Regions from separate parts of the Homo sapiens genome. Here region 2 is linked to region 1. Evidence: chromatin contacts called from ENCODE Hi-C or POLR2A ChIA-PET data. All regions are on one chromosome and are shown on one strand. The core of a region is the stretch at or near the end of the contact, and the rest is flanking DNA. Distances in the headings are between cores, read along the strand shown. Region 1 holds the start of SLBP (stem-loop histone mRNA binding protein). Region 2 holds the start of FAM193A (family with sequence similarity 193 member A).

Region 1 (3,204 bases), core at 655-3,154:
TGCCTCTTTCCTGTGTAAACCAAAAAGTGTCTGAGACAGGTCTCAATTGCTTTAGGAATTTAGCTAATGTTAAGGACATACCTAGAAGAACACGAAATTACAGAAAGAGTCTGTGGTCTGTGCCTTTCTCCAGAGATGACTGTCAGGGCTTCAATATTTAAAAGAGAAAAGTAGGTTGAAGGAGAAAGATCTACATGTTCCAAGAGAAAAGGAGCAGGTAGGGGAATAGTCAATTATGTATTCCTAGTGTGCTCAGTAAGTCGCCACTTAAAGTGAACAGAGTTCACCCGTGGAGATATTTAATCTTGTATCTGTAGGTATCTGCTTAGAAAAAAAAAAAGAAACACAAAGGTGGCCGGGCGCGGTGGCTCACACCTGTAATCCCAGCACTTTGGGTGGCCAAGGTGGGTGGATCACTTGAGGTCAGGAGTTCGACACCAGTCTGGTCAACATGGTGAAACCCTGTCTCTACTACAAATACAAAAAGTTAGCCGGGCGCGGTGGCATGCGCCTGTAATCCTAGCTGCTGGGGAGGCTGAGGCAGGAGAATCACTTGAACCCGGGAGGGGGAGGCTGCAGTGAGCCAAGATCGCGTCACCGCACTCCAGCCTGTGAGACAGAGTGAGACCCTGTCTTTAAAAAAAAAAAAAAAAAAAAAAAAGTAACGCAAAGGTAGTTTCTTGCATGATTCCGCGCTCAGCATAATTTTTTCCTTTTGGCACAGTGAAGTTGGGTCCGATTTTTTTTTTTCCTTTCACGCCTCCCATCCCCAACCCATCAGCAAGTCTCACAGGTCCTGCCTTCAGAAGCCTATCCCGAACCACGCATTTCCCTCCACCTTCACTGCTCCATCTCGGCCAAGTCACCACGCCTTTCAGGGAACTCAGGAGCAACAAGCCCCCAGTGCGGGACGAGCCACCCCAAAGCCCCTCGAGAAGTTTTCTCTAACCACAGCCCCGAAAAGCCCCGCCACTACGACCACTGGCACCCCTGCTTATTTCCTCCAGACCCTCCTCGGCCGTCCCACCCCATCAAGCCCTCCTTTCGCTCGCATCTCCACCCTCCCTGCACACTGCCTAACCCAGAAAATGGCCAAGCAGGTAAGCCCTGTCAACTCACTTCTCCTCGGGACTCGGGTGTCCCTGACTTCCACGTGTTCACGAGAAGCTCGTCAGAGACCCTGACCTCTCCCGGGAGCACAACACAGACTCGAACTGGCTAACTCGGGCTGACGCCGGTTCAGCTGACTCCCATCCTGGCAAGAGGCTTCCGGAGTGTTCCAGCGCCTCCCAGGCCTGCTGCGGCCGCCCCAGTCCACGGGCCGCGCGGAGACCAAGATAAAAGGACGCAGGGTGCCGACCTGACCGATCCCGGCACCGCGAGAGCGCGACGAGGTCCCTGGAGCCCGCGGCCTCGTCAAGGGCCCCACCGCGCCCCGACCCCCGGGTCCCGCGCCCACCTCTCGGGTCTGCGCTCGGCGCCGCGGTGCTCTGCCTCCTCGGCGTCTTCGGGCCTCCAGCGCCTGCCGTCGGCTCTGCGCTTCCGTCCCAGGCTCCATCGCGCGGGGGACGGCGGGCTGCGGGGAGGGACGCGGTCGGCTGGGCACGGGAGGTTCGGGACCGCCTTACAACCTCCGCCCTCCCACACCCCGGCCCCGCACAACCCCCGCCCCACGGGGCACGCGCTCCCTCGCCCGCCGCGCAGCCCGGCCTCACCTGGCGTCACCGTCGCAGCGGCTCTGATGCCTCGGCGGGCTTCGCGGGCGGCAGGCCATGGCAGCACGGGCCGGGCGCGCAGCGCAGGGCCGAGGCTGAGGCGGCGGCGGCGCGGGCAGAGAGCGCAGAGTAGAGCAGGGCAGGGCCTGAGGCAGAAACCCGCGTCCCCGCGCCGGCGCTCACGAGCTCTGCGCGCCCCGCCCCCAACCGCCTTTATGTGGGCGCCGGGCCCCGCCCCTCGGCCTCCCGCGCGCGCCGGGTCGGGCGAGACCATCGGGCCACGCCGCAGGGGTCCACTCAGCTGTGCGCGCCTCGCGAGCCGACTGGGGCTAGGGCGAGGCCTCGGGACCGCGGGCAGCCGCGAAGCCCGACTGCCCGGCCCTCGGCTCGGGAGCCAGATGGACGCCGTGGGCTGAGGAGAGGCCTGAGGAAAAGGTTGCCCCCACCCGCGGGATTGAGGCGGCCGGGCCGCCGCGGGCCTCTGCGACGCTGATAGGTCGCGCCTTGGCGGGCGGGGGCAGCTTTGGCGGGAGATTCGGCCGCGCGCGACGCGGCGCAGGTCGTGGGGGAAGGGTAAGCGGCACGTTTCTCGGCCTGGGTCGTGGCGCATCTCCCATTGGTTCCGGCCTGGGTGGAGCGCGGCTCTGCTTGGTTCCTGCCCAGGTGGGGGCGTGTCTCCTCCCTGGCGGGAACCCGGAACCCGGAACCCGGAAGGCGCGGCCTGTGGCGGGTACTGACTGCTTCCCACGGTCCCGTGGCCGCTGCAGGCCCCGTACGCGCCGTCTATTGTTTTGAGCCGCTTAAAGTTTTGGAGTAACCTTTTAGGTCGCAACAGTTGACAACTACACTGAGTCTTTCCGGTCCCACTGCCCTGGCCGTTGACCGCACACCGGCCACCGACTGAGCCGCTAGTTTCGGTTGCCGCTGCCTCCCTGCCCGTCCATGACGTCCTCCACTGTGTCGCCGGTGCATGACGCTCCCACCCTCTGCCTGGAGTTGACTGGGTTTGTATCCTGAAGAATCCCTGGCTCAGCAGGTAGGTTCCACCTGGAGGCGAGGTCCTGTAGATCCGCACCATCCCGTCCCGCTTCCCCGCCGTCACAGTTGCAGCTGACGGCCCCGCGGATCCAGCCAACTAGAACCCCAACGGGTGCACTACACCTGAGAACAGGTTCCCACAGCTTCCTGTTGGGGACAACGTGAGGGATGCAGGGGAGAGTGGAACCAGCCAAAAGAGTGGGCAGTGGGGTCAGGTCCAGGAGGCTGAGCCCCAGGGATGCTTGGGATCCCTCTAAGGCCTTACACCTCTGGGAGGGCCGGACTTTTGCACCTGCTGCCCTCAGGACTGTGCCTTGGTGCGTCCACCGCCCCCTTTTGAACTCAAAAAAGTCATCCTCAGACTAGGACGGACACATCCTGTCCCCTTCCTCCCCAGGCCCTGGGCATCCCATAACCCTCAACACTGTAAACTAAAAATAAAATCCTGGCA
Region 2 (3,418 bases), core at 522-3,021, 820 kb after region 1:
CTGCTGGGATTACAGGCATGAGCCAAGGCACCCAGGCCTAATGGTCATTATTGTCATTCATTGATTCAGCAAATAGTAGAGTGCTGGGTGCTCAGCCTCTTGCTTTGCAGTAGCTTGGGTGTCAGAGGTGTGTGAGGCAGGCATTCTCAGGTTCTCTCCTGCCCAATAAAACCTTTTGTCTTTGGGGATACTGGTGACATCATGAATCCCAATCCTGTGCAATGTGCTATGACAAAGGAAAGGACAGGGGTTGAGGCAAGGGGCAGGGACAGCCTATGACACTGAAAAAGAGGCCAGAAACGCATTCCTACCCGCTCTCTCAAAATCCATGTTCAGTGGCAGGATCATCCAAGACCCTGATGGGGCGGGGGGCCTTTTTTCGTCTAGGATGGTATCTGAATGGCTTTAAGGGTAGCTTTCTTCTGATCACATGAGATTTCTGCTTGTGTCATGAAGAATGGGTCAGAGGATCAGGAGGCTGTGGCTGCAGCTGGGGCGGGTTGCGGGGACCCAGGACGAACAGTAGAGCTCGGTTAACGCTGCAAGGGGAGCCTGGCAGGCCGTACATCCCAATGCCAAGCCCGCCGCCTCTCGGCCTGACACCACCGGTGGAACCAAAAAGGGGAAATCATGTCCTTTGTGCCTCTGTGTCTGTGGTAAGCGGGGCCCTCCAGGGGGCGGAGCCGCCGGCAGGGTCCCCCCGTGGCCCGGGTCTCAGGGCAGAGCTCTGCCTGGGGCTCGCAGATGTCTGCAAGGCCGCGGAGGGAGGAGGGTCCAGACGCAAGCCCTTATTTCTGATCTGGACGTCTGCGAGGGTCTGACCCGGCTAGTCGTCCCCGAGGTGCGTGAGTGCGAGGGTGTGGGACACGGCCGGATCGTCCTAGGGCCCCGTGGATTAGCAAGGCACCGGGACCACTGGAGAGGGCTTAACGGGATAGCAGGGAGAGGGCGGGCTCGGGAAGAGCACCCTTTAGGCGAGGGGTTCTCGGGGAACCGACCGGCGTGTCCCAGCCCCAGGCCCGGTCCAAGATTCGCCGGCTCCGCCGCTGCCTCCGCACCCAGGCGGACCCCACCGCACCGCGCCCGGCTTTCCAGCGCTGCCCGAACCCCCGCCCAGCCCACGAGGCAGGGATTCTGTGGTCCTCACTGAGTCATCTGGACCAGAACTAGACTAGCCCAAGGTCACCGGGCGTTCCTGGCGAGGCCAGGGCCGCGCCGCGCCGCCCCTGGTGCATCCCGGGAGCCGCGCCGGTCTGCGGCACCTGGGCGGCGGACAGGGGCGCGGGCGAGGCGGGCGGGGCGGGCGGGCAGCGGACACCGGTCAGAGAGGCGGAACTCCCTGCCGCCAGCCGTGTAGTTTGCCTCGCGGGCGGCGGCGCGGCCTCCTGCCGGCCTAGCCCTACGCCCGACCACAACGCCCAGAAGGCCGCGCGGCGCGGGCGGGACCTGCGGCGACGAGCGAGGCGGTGACATCACCGCCGCATCCAGCTCCCTGGCCCCAGCTCCTCCCAGCGCCCGGGCCCTCGGCCTCGCAAGGCCTGACGGGAATCGTGGTCCACCCCCGGGTACCCCCAGCTGCTGCACGGGCAGCACGGACTTCAGTTCCCGGCGTGTCCTGCGCGCCGAGGCACGTTAACGGCAGGAGGGGGTGGGCAAGCAAAGGGAAAAGCAGAGCCGGGGGGCGGAGTAAGGCGGGGTGGGGGTGGGGGGTGGGGGCCCACACCCCTCCCCCTCCCCGCTGCTCCTTCCCCCTCCCCCGACGTAAACTGGGATCCCTTTCCCCTTGTGTCCGCCATATTGGACTCTAACTCTGGTCAGCCGCGGCGCCGGGACTGTGGACTCGCGGTTCCTCCCGCCCAGCGGCCTGCCCCGCAGCTCCCGCCCGCCCCAGCCCTCCCCGACCCGGACGCGACCCCGCGCAGCGCCCCCCGGCTGGCCGGAGCGCCCGCCGCCGCGGCCGCCTCAGCCTCCCCGCCTTCCCCGCCCTCCGCCGCCGCCCGCGGCCCCCGCGCCCGCTCTGCGCCCCTCTCCCCGCCCGCCATGAGCCCAGCCGACGCCAAGCGCGGGGCCAAGCGCCGGAAGAACAAGCGGGGCGGCGGCGGCGGCTCGGGCGGGGGTAACGGCGGCGCGAGCAGCGGCAAGGCCGGCCCGGCGGCGGCGCTGCGCGGTTCCCAGGCCGCGGGCCTGGCGGCCCCGGGCAGCGCGGCAGGCCTGGTGGGCGGCGCGGCGGCGGCCAACGGGCCTCTCGGCGCGGGCGCGAGCGCGGGCGGCGCCGCCCCCGGAGGCTACTTCGAGGTAAGCGGCGGCAGCGGGCAGGGGTCGATGGCGGTACGCGGTTGCCGTTCCCTCGCGCCTTGGCGGAGCTCGGCCTCCCGCTGTCGGCCCCGGGCCTGGGAGCGGGATGCTGCGGGCGGGCGGATAACGGGTCCTGCGGCGCTGCGCTTGCCGAGGTCCCGGGGCAGGGCGGCAGGTGGGCCGTGCTCGGCGTGACGCGGCCTCTGTCAGCCTCTTGAGAGGAGAACCTGAGCAGAGGCGGCGGGAGGGCTACACCGGGGCCGCCGCTCACGGCGACGGGCTGGTCCGCAGGCTGGAGCAGCCCCTCAACGGGCGGGGACGTCTCCGGGGTGCAGCTCCGCGCACGGCGCTTCGCCTTCCGCTGGACCCGGCGGGTGATACCCGCGAGGCCCGGGCTTCTGTCGTGGCGCCTCGCCCGCTGCGGCGGTTCCAGAGCGACTGCGATTCCGGGAGTGAGCAAAGCTGCCCTTTCGCTCCCAGGGCTTTGAAATGTTTCTCTGGCCACCTTCGTTATTCCGTGCGCGTGATGATTGAGAAGGGCCTCCCGGAAGTTTTCCTTTGGTCCTCCTATGTGGTTATTTGAAATCTACCTGACAGCCACCTGGAGCTGGCAGCCCTGGCCCCTCCTCCCCCGCTTTGTTAAGTTTTCAGGGGTATTTAGTGGTTTGGTTACTCAGGTATGTATTTAGGGTTCGAACTTAAGGAATTTGAAAGGTGATTTTTTTCAGTTTTGTTTATGAAGACAGCTAGCACACATTGCACCTACCAATTATGGATTCCTGCCACTTTTATTCAACCGTTGGTCACAACATTTCAGAGGGTACACTATTTATAAGTGGGTATGCAATTGGCGCAGTCATTTCCAGTTATCCCATTGTCTGCTGAAAGAGAATAGATTTTTTTTGAAAAGTTGCGTTCTTATAATGTTATTTAAACTCTTAAATTATGTAGTTTTAAAGATATTGCAATTAAAAAATGAAAGAAGCGTTGGGAGTATTTTTGTGCTAAATCATGACACAAATTGTTCTTTTTTTTTTTTTCTTTTGAGAACGGAGTCTCGCTCTGTCGCCCAGGCTGGAGTGCAATAATGGCGCGATCTTGGCTCACTGTAACCTCCGCCTCC

What was found. A loop is a pair of places that touch in the nucleus more often than their neighbours do. ChIA-PET counts read pairs that join two places held with the same protein, here RNA polymerase II (POLR2A). Pooled maps may share reads with other maps.
Region 2: a loop to region 1 is called in a map of naive thymus-derived CD4-positive, alpha-beta T cell, with 19 times the contacts of the local background. The contact joins the promoter of FAM193A here to the promoter of SLBP in region 1. A Hi-C loop is called at or near these places in 3 of 168 maps with a recorded cell type or tissue (B cell and naive thymus-derived CD4-positive, alpha-beta T cell), 7 of 37 single-sample maps with no recorded cell type and 16 of 50 pooled maps. POLR2A ChIA-PET finds 5 or more read pairs at or near these places in 1 of 52 experiments (GM12878).

Annotation. Positions count from the first base shown.
Region 1 is chr4:1,710,415-1,713,618 of GRCh38, forward strand. It overlaps SLBP (stem-loop histone mRNA binding protein), which reads right to left and starts at 1,905. Exons shown (of 8, transcript NM_006527.4): 1 at 1,716-1,905; 2 at 1,460-1,576. The coding sequence starts at 1,774. RefSeq lists silencers at 1,282-1,401, 1,412-2,321 and an enhancer at 2,452-2,741.
Region 2 is chr4:2,534,876-2,538,293 of GRCh38, forward strand. FAM193A (family with sequence similarity 193 member A) reads left to right here and starts at 1,772. Exons shown (of 21, transcript NM_001366318.2): 1 at 1,772-2,295. The coding sequence starts at 2,041. RefSeq lists silencers at 656-815, 1,036-1,685, 1,696-1,745, 2,006-2,105, 2,186-2,475 and 3 more.